2 separate regions of the Homo sapiens genome follow, and region 1 is linked to region 2. A link is a contact called in ENCODE Hi-C or POLR2A ChIA-PET data. All regions are on one chromosome and are shown on one strand. The core of a region is the stretch at or near the end of the contact, and the rest is flanking DNA. Distances in the headings are between cores, read along the strand shown. Region 1 overlaps LINC01619 (long intergenic non-protein coding RNA 1619). Region 2 overlaps LOC105369901 (a long non-coding RNA gene).

Evidence for each region. A loop is a pair of places that touch in the nucleus more often than their neighbours do. ChIA-PET counts read pairs that join two places held with the same protein, here RNA polymerase II (POLR2A). Pooled maps may share reads with other maps.
Region 1: a loop to region 2 is called in a map of Calu3, with 3 times the contacts of the local background. The contact joins two enhancer-like sites. A Hi-C loop is called at or near these places in 1 of 168 maps with a recorded cell type or tissue (Calu3), 2 of 37 single-sample maps with no recorded cell type and 1 of 50 pooled maps. POLR2A ChIA-PET finds 5 or more read pairs at or near these places in 14 of 52 experiments (AG04450, CD4-positive, alpha-beta memory T cell, CD8-positive, alpha-beta memory T cell and 8 more).

What each region holds. Positions count from the first base shown.
Region 1 is chr12:92,133,722-92,138,675 of GRCh38, forward strand. The region is part of intron 1 of LINC01619 (long intergenic non-protein coding RNA 1619); the gene reads right to left. Among named protein-coding and RNA genes, the nearest start is that of LINC01619, 6.6 kb to the right of the region's middle. RefSeq lists an enhancer at 1,291-1,350. Within about 2 kb of position 3,675, at least 12 of the 41 ENCODE cell types and tissues checked have a DNase peak (open chromatin) inside an H3K27ac peak, as active enhancers do.
Region 2 is chr12:91,950,455-91,955,006 of GRCh38, forward strand. The region is part of intron 3 of LOC105369901 (a long non-coding RNA gene); the gene reads right to left. Among named protein-coding and RNA genes, the nearest start is that of LINC02404, 77 kb to the left of the region's middle. Within about 2 kb of position 2,682, at least 5 of the 41 ENCODE cell types and tissues checked have a DNase peak (open chromatin) inside an H3K27ac peak, as active enhancers do.

The DNA.
Region 1 (4,954 bases), core at 2,425-4,924, 180 kb after region 2:
GCAAACAATTACAATGCAACAGGATCAGAAAAGAAACCAATGCTTGGGGAGGTGATATGTATTGGTTAGAAGCTAGTGCTTGATCTTACACAAATCTGGATGCTAGCTCCAAATCAGCCCATAGCTGTGTGACCTTGGGCAAGTGATATAACATCTCTGTATCATAATATTCTCAAATGACAGATGACTATAACAACAAATGTCTACATTTACAGGCTTGTGATGAGGAGTCAGTGAGGGGATGCACAAAGGTACTTAGCACAGTCCTGACACTCAGGAAGGCTGCAGGAAGTGCCTGAGGCATCAGGACAGAATTTTACAGAAGCAGAGCAGCAGAACAGGGGGTTGAAAGCTGCCTAGTGGCACTGGGATGGCTTGCCAGGAAGAGGCACGAATGAAGGAAAAATTGTCCTCAATATGCACAGAGTTAAATGTCACATTGACTTGTCCTGTGCTTAATGAGTGATGGGATTCCTTTTTAAAATGAGGAACAAACCTACTAGTGAAATGAATGTGTAATCAGAGTAGGCAGGAGCTTCTCCAATTGAAAATGGGTTATTAACAAGTCTTTCCACTGACCAAATCTGGCTTTAACCCACGTTATATCTTCACTGATTTGCCATTCTTTCTAAAATGGAGTGTAGAGGGGAAAAAAAAAGCAAAAAGCCCAACTGGTACTGAAATATTATGTATTGCTGTGCTGAGAAAGAAATGCCTAAAAACCACCACCACAGCCCACCAGTGCTTTGACAGCAGAGGTTTTGTTAAGCAGACCACATTGACCCTCTCAGGAAAAAAAAAAACAGTTAATTCAAGATCTGGTCCCAGATCAGGTTCCAAACGAGAACCTGAAAACTACAGGGGGAAAAAGGAGTAAGCTCCCTTTTCAATCACTATCCCTCAGTAGATCCCAAACTCATTAAGAACAGTGTTTTTAGGACAAGACTTTGTCTCTGATTCAAGAATCTTTCAAGACAGTGACACATAACCCTTAAATTGAATCAATTTCACAACGAATTGCACTGTAACTTAGGTCAATATTCTAAATGCTCTCTGGCAACTGATGTTGAGAATTTTGAGAGGAAAAGAAGTACTCAAGGCTAGGACTCAGCTATATAACACTGGCTTGACACTTGTCCCCTCTTCTTATTTTCATAACTCACTATAGAGTGACATAAACAGGCTAAAATGAAAAATAGGGGAGGAGAGAAAGGTATTATGTAAATGTGACATTATCACAATCTTTTTTGATTGATCAAGATTCTAACGCTTAGGCCTAATAATAAACAGGCAATCCTTAGTAAGCTTATGAGTCAGTGATGGGGATATGACTCAGATTTTACTTTAAGGATGAAAAACCCATAGCAAATTGGGCAGGGATGTACTATATTACCAACCCCTAAATCATAACTAGTCGAAAGGCAACGGTTTCTTCTGGAGACAATTTGCTTCATGTTTAAAGTAACCACTGCCGCATGTTTAGGAAGCAAAAATAAAAGTTATAAAAGGAGAGGGAAAACAACTTATTTCTAATTTGAGGCCTGGCTCCACAGCCATATTTCTGAATCAAACATTAAGCGTCCCAAAACGGAATTTTCTGCGGTGGCAAAAATGTTCTAGCTCTTGATCAGGGTGTAGATTATATGGGTGTGCAAAATTCCCTGAACTCTTTGCATTTGATTATACAGATTTTTACATCAACTTAAAGAAAATAATTTAAGTGGCCCATACTTTGAAAGTTATTGTCCAGGAGGTACGTATACTCAAAATGTAAACCTAAAATGAAACTATTTTTTAAATCCTATTTAGGCTGGGCGCAGTGGCTCACACTTGTAATCCCAGCACTTTGGGAGGCTGAGAGGCAGGTGGATCACTTGAGGTCAGGAGTTCGAGACCAGCCTGACCAACATGGTGAAACCCGTCTCTACTAAAAATACAAAAACTAACTGGGTATGGTGGCGTGTGTCTGTAATCCCAGCTACTTGGGACATTGAGGCAGGAGAATCACTTGAACTCGGGAGGTGGAAGTTGCAGTGAGACGGGATCGTGCCGCTGCACTCCAGTCTGGGCACTCCAGCCTGGGCAACAGAGTGAGACTCCGTCTCAAAAAAAAAAAAGAAAAGAAAAGAAAAGAAATCCTATTTAAATAAAACTCCTTTGCAAAAATGACAAGTGCTATATTTTAAAGATATAGAAAATATTCAAGATCTGTTTGAATTGTGCTGTTTCATACACCATGAAAGTGACTCTAATCTAGTAGCTCACAATAAAATCCATCTTTTTATGCCAAACTTTTAAAACGTTAAAGGGTCACTAATATCTGTATCGGGAAAAAAAAAATCAATCTAGCCGTTTGGAAAAACCCAGCCTTTGAGTTCCATTTGGGTCCTTTTTGGACCAACTCCCTGACACCTTCATTAGGAAGTAAACACACTGCTGGTTGCCAACGCTTTAAAAAGAGATAATACTGTTAACAAGGCCTATAAAAGCGAGGTGACCATATGTCCTGGCTGATGCTTATAGTCTGTGTTTAATAATTAACAGCACCCTCTTTTACTCTCAAGAATCACGGTTTGGTTGATAAAATTCTCAAATTTTATCAACCAAAATGGTCACTCAAATGGTTATCAATCAAATGGACACGCTACCTGTAAAGCCCCACGATTTGGCCTCACTCCCATTAATTTCTCTCCATTCCAGTTTCACTGGTCTTTGTCCAACCCCTCCTGTTCACCATTACTCTTGAGCCAGGTTTTGTGCATATTCCTCTCTCTCTCTCGCCTGCCTTCTCCACTTAAACCCCTACTCATTCCTCAGATCTCAGCTCAAGTGTCCCTTCCTCTGGGAAACCTTTCTATGGCAGTCCTATCTCTCTATTAGAGCTCTCAGGACACCACTTCACCACTTCCCTTTTCCTCAGCATGTCTCAGATCCAGCCCAACATTTGTTGGATAACCCTCTCTCTGCCACTAGGTTCCAAGCTCATTGAGGGCAAGCACAGTGACTATTTTTGCAACCCTAGTGCTTATCACAGTACTTGGCACATGGAGGGACTCAACAAGTATGTGTTTAATAAATGAATGTAAGAGATATAGGTGATAGACACAAGACAAAACACCACTTGTATATTAATGACCAGAAAATATCTTAAGAAAGTTAAAAAATAACTGAAAGACTTAAAGGGTAGTGGAAAAAAGTGCAAGAATCTGAGAGGGAAAAAGAGCTTGTATCTAGTGATATTACCTAAGAGCTCCATCCTTAATTGTAACAATGACTACCGGCTTGAGAGAGAGAAATATTCCTGACAACACTGGCCACCTAACCCTTGTTTTAATGGGTTCCAAACTCTTATTCTTACATCACAATCTTAAACATTATAGGGGCACACTGACTGACTTATAAGGCTACACACATAGGTTCAAGCATGGCCTGAACCACACACGAGCTTTAAGATGCAAGACTTCTGAAAGGGTCAGAGGCTGATTTTCCCTAGAAGTCTCTTCAGGTTCAACAAAGAATGGGTCCTTTGTTTCCTATAGGATTGCAAAATAAATTAGCACAAAGCTCTGCTGGCTATCTACTTCCCTGATGTAAACCATAATGCTATACAAGCCCAACAGCAAGCTATTCAATGAGGATATCTGCACACAGAAAAAGCAACTTGAGTATAAACTAAAAGAATCCGTGATCACTGACTCATTTATGACTGGCTAGGGGAAATCAGTTACATTATTAGTGATTCAGGCAAACATTGCATCAGGTTACATCACAGGAAGAAACTCAAATTCAAACTGACAATTTATAAAAAGGCTGCTTTTCTTTGCAGTAAAGGAAATACTCACACCACTCTAGATTAAGAAGATTGAGAACCACTGAGTTCTGTTTAAAAATCACTGTTTGAAAATCTCTTGCAAAAGCATGGCCAAATACCAATGGTTTGAAGGACTAAAAACCCTGGGAAAAGTCAACTTCATATAGCAAAGGGTTGTTGTGAGGATTAAAAAACATAATGGAAGCAAACATGCTTTGTACAGGGCTACATTGCTATATATGTTCGGTTGCATTACTCCATCTCTCAACTTAAGGTGTCTTCAATATAGACAAAGGATCTGAAGGACTCTTTTTTTACTGAGAAAATAGCTCTGAAAACCACAATGTTAGGCACACAGCTCAGGAAAGCTCTATAAAATAAGATGCAAGGCCTGTGTTGTCTATTTCCATCCTTCACAATGGAAAAGCAGTTCATTTTCCTTCCTATATTATTGTATTTCAAAAACGCAAGTACATTTCTTGCAGCTATAGGCTAAAGCAATCTTTCAAGAAACTCCTAACAATCATACTATGATCAAATTGTTAAAACACACACACACACACACACACACAAGAAAACAATCAGCTATATTTTGTTGGCCTCCATGATAGAGTATTCAAATTCCAAGAATCCAAACATTCACTAGCTATATGATTTCATGTTTACCTTGACAACAAATGACTTGTCTCCATTATTACACAAGGAATGATGGGCTCAGAGAGGCTAAGCAACTGGTCCAAAGTCACAAGTTGGTACAAGTCAAGATTTCAACTTATTGGTCTGAGTCCCAGACTAGTATTCTTTATGCTAAATTCCAACTGCCTCTCAAAGAAAGGAGCCTAATTGTAGACTGCTATATGCCTCCGGAACATAGTGAAAGAGTTTCAAGGCTGAAAATAACCAAAGATGGCCAACTCACAATGAGAAGTTAAAATACATGTTCCAACAGTGTAAAAGAAGGTAGATAAATCATGCATCACAATGTAACAATAGTTAAGAGTTTGGATTCTGTGATCAGAAAAGCCTGAATTCAAATTGTGAATTAGCTGTTTACGAGCTGTCTGGCTTTAGGGTAAATTACTTAAGCTCTCTAAGCCTCAGTTTTCTATCCATAAAATGAAGATAAAAAATACTGACCCACTT
Region 2 (4,552 bases), core at 1,432-3,931:
GCTAAATATAATTTTGAGGTTATAAAGTAGTAGTGCATTTTTCAGTTTGCTTGCTTGTTTATTTCTGGCTCATTTTGCTCCAGAAAAAAATTTCAGGCAGCTAACAAAGGGTATACAATAATAATTAATAATAATAATAATATTATAAAAGGACTCATCTTGTTTTTTATTTTTAAAATACAACTTAGATTTTATTTCTGAATATACACACTTTTCAAAAGCAACTTGTTATTAATTTAAAACGTAACTTTGCTCCATATGTCCTCTGTCACCACCCGTACTCCGACACACAAATTTAAGCAGCAGGAAAAGTTCATATTGTCTCTTTTAAAACATGAAACTTGCTAATTTTCATACTGCTGTGGCATGGTTCAAGCTAATGATGTCATAATGTGATATTAAAGTAGTAACTACTGGCCAGGCACGGGGGCTCACGCCTGTAATCCCAGCACTTTGGGAGGCCGAGGTGGGCAGATTACCTGAAGTCAGGAGTTCAAGACCAGCCTGGCCAACATGGCGAAACCCCATCTCTACTAAAAATACAAAAATTAGCCGGACGTGATGGCGCACGTCTGTAACCCCAGCTACTCAGGAGGCTGAGGCAGGAGAATCACTTGAGCCCTGGAGGTGGAGGCTGTAGTGAGCCAAGATTGCACCACTGCACTCCAGCCTGGGCAACTGAGCAAGACTCTGTGTCTCAAAGTAAATAAATAAATAAATAAATAAATAAATAAATAAATAAATAAATAAAATAAAGTGGTAGCTCCTGCAGTTATAACAGCCTAATTGGGCAGCTGACATCACAATAGTATTGCTAAAATGTTGGATTTTACTCGATTTCCATAAGAAAATGGAATCTGACACTCATTGCATGCTAATCATTGCAATTTAGTATGTCCCTTATTTATTTTGGATAAGCATTTCATTCTCAAATAAAGAATTAAGTGAGAAAAATGAGCTAAAATTCGATAGAGACACTGGTTGGCAGCCATTTCTTTTGGCTCCCATAATACAGAATTTTTAAGCCTATAGAAAATGAGAACAGATGTAGATAATGACACAATTTGTTATTTATGAATGCAGGTTTTCTCTGAAGATTTAGGAATTATCATGAGAACTATTCACTGAACCTCAAAAAAATCAATAAATATTAATATCAGAATGCAAATGTTTTTACTATAATTTAAAACATGAAGAATATTTACCCATTTTGCTTTTGAAAACTCCAGGCCAGCCTGAATACTTATTAACTGTGTGTCATCAGATGATTCAGAGAGCTTCTCTGAACTACTTGAAATTCTCAAGCAAGGCAATAAGAACACATCCTCAATAAAGAAAAGCTTGTGCATTGTTCTGTCTAAATTTCCACTGGCTCTCATAGCTTAGCAAAAAAAAGGACTGAATATGTCATCAAGAAACCTGGGCTCTGGCTAAGTGCAGTGTAATTCCTGTAATGTCTGTAATTCCGGCACTTCGGGAGGTTGAGGCGGGCGGATCACTTGATGTCGGGAGTTCAAGACCAGCCTGGCCAACATGGTGAAACCCTGTCTCTACTAAACATACAAATATTACCCAGGTGTGGTAGCAGGCACCTATAATCCCAGTTGCTGGAGAGGCCGGGGTGGGAGAAGTGCTTGAGCCTTGGAGGCAGAGGTTGCAGTGAGCTGAGATTGTGCCGCTGCTCTCCAGCCTGGGTGGCCAAGTGAGACTCTGTCTTAAAGAAAAGAAAAAAAAAAAAAAGGGAGAATCTGTCTTTAAAAAAAAGGAACCTGGGATCAAATATTAGCCTTACCACTTAATAGCCCTTTGTGATTTCAGGTAAGTTCCTTAAACATGAGTTACATTTTCCACATCTATAAAACGACAATAATGATACCTCCTGCAAAGGGTTATTTGAAGATAAAATGAGAACAGAACCTTGTATACAGTTAATTATATCTAATTTAGAAGTGAGAATATTCAACAAAATTATTAATTAACCTTTGGGAATTCTATTTTGACTAATATGAAGCTGATGACACCTATCTGATGGAAATTAAATGACAAGACATATGTACATATTGTCCTCAAGTTACCAGTTACGATAGTTTGTATGGGACCTTCCTTTCACTTAAACACTTAGAGAACATTGTAGGTTTATTAATTGGCCTAATTTCCATATTGTTGTGTCTCAGGTAATAGAGAGGCCCAACACAGTTGTATGGGACCTGACTAGAAGCATATATATATATATATATATATATATATATATGTATATATATGTATATATATGCAAATCTGTTATGACAAATTGGTTCAATCTTTAATATCATGAGTTCAGAGCAATGAATTGGGTCACTAAATTTATTTAATCATTAAAAGTCTATTGCTTTTGTTGTAAGACTACTGTTTGGGACCATTCTAAGAGAAATGCAATAAAGAATTGACTTAATGAAAAATCATCCAGCTAACACACTATGCAAACATCAAAGAGCAGAGAGACTTGTTCCAAAGCTTCTTGGCAATCATTTATTCCTATCCTCTACTGAATCCAAGATGTCCTGTGTGGTGCCTCAGGCAGCTCCAGGCAATAGGGAGAGGGAAAGTTTAGCTCCTGCTCCACTTCTTTACCTTGATTCCACCAGCACTGCCTTTACAACTTTCAAACACTGACCTTTTGTCTAAGATTACATTTGCACAAAGGGTTTGGTTACTTATAAAAATGTTTAACTAGCTGATATTCCAACTTCCTCATTTTAGAAAGGAGGAAATTGAAGGCCAGAGAGGTAGCACAGGTCACTTAAGATTCCTTCAGAATCAGGAGCAGAAAAAAAAAATGTCCAGTCTTTTAATCCAGGTTATTTCCACCACATTGCTTTCTTGATGATAAGATTAATCCCTATCATGTACTAAATGTTGAGCATCTTACTTGGTGTTCCACCTGTATTTACCAATGAATAATTGATAAATACATTCCCTTACTTGGTGTTTTACCTGTGTTTACCAATGAATCCAGCAAAATCTCTAAATATTTGCCTCATTTGAAGATAAAGTTCAAGAATGTTAAGCAACTTACACAAGCCTACATTCAAATCCAATCTAACTGGAAATCCTGTACATGTATTTTCCAAGTTTAGATAAACTTAAATGTTTCTTGTTGGCCATCAAAACAACAGATCATCCTAAGGTGACCCAGGGGGATAAAGAGAGAATGGGTAGTTTATTGCCAAATTTTGGCTCTACTTTTTATGTGTGCTTTATTAAAATTGAAGAACAATGAATATAGTTATAGAAAGACCAAATGAAAACCTTATTTGAGAATTGCTTTCATCTCTTTCTGCCCTAAGATTATCAATAATCACTTCTTATTTTATGTTGATACTATATTTTATTAGAATAAGCATGTGGCTTTTCCAGTCTTTGATGTATCATAGATCATGCGTTTGTACATATTAATTTCTTTCCTTGTTCAAAAGGTTTGCTGCTTATATTGCAAATCAAATTTGTACATGTGCTCACAGGAGGGGAATATTGCAAAGATGTTTTCCACTGGCATTATCATTTTTCAAGTTGCATGTTTAAACCAGTTTTCTTTATCTCTTGTATCCTTTAACTCAGATACATAATGTAGTTTTAGCATAATTGTGATACAACTCTGTTTTTGTCCTGTTTTGTTTTTTTTCAAATGTAAATCTGCATTTCATTTGTACAGAACATCAAGGTAAAAATATGTATGTAGTTCTTAAAAATCTCTATAATATGAAACTATGGCAGATAGATCTAAAAAGAGGCTATAAACAGAAAAGTAATATGTAAATGCAATCAAATTTTAAAAGAGAATGACAATAACATTATACTGAATAGAGTGGGGTAACCAGAAAGAGAACACAAGTATATCTCGTTTTATTCACCTTGCTCTATTGTGCTTCACAGATACTGCATTTTTTACTAATTGAAGCTTTGTGGCAATCCTTCGCCCAACAAGTCAGTTGGCACCGTTTTTCAAACAGCATGTGCTCACTTCATATCTCTGTGTCACATTTTCATAATTCTCAAAATATTTAAACCTTTTCCCTTATTGTCATATCTGTTATGGGTAATCTGTGATTAGTGATATTTGGTGTTGCTATTGTAATTGTTCTGGGGCACTGTAAACCTCACCAATCTGACAGCAAATGCAGTGGGTAAATATTGTATGTGTTCTGATTGCTGCACCATCTGGCTGTTCTCCCATCTCTCTCCCTTGCCTTGGGCCTCCCTATTGCCTGAGACACAACAATACGGAAATTAGGCCAATTAATAAACCTACAATGTCCTCTAAATATTTAAGTGAAAGGAAGAATCACACAGCTTTCACTATAAATCAAAAGCTAGAAATGATTAGCCTTACTGAGAAAAGCATGTGGAAAGCTGCAACAGGCCAAAAGCGAAGTCTCTTGTGCCAAACAATCAAGTTGTAAAGGTAAAGGAAAAGTTCTTGAAGAAAATTCCAAGTGCTATTCCAGTGAACATGCGAATGATAAGAAAGAAAAACAGCTTTATTGCTGATAGGGAGAGTTTTAGTGGTCTGGAT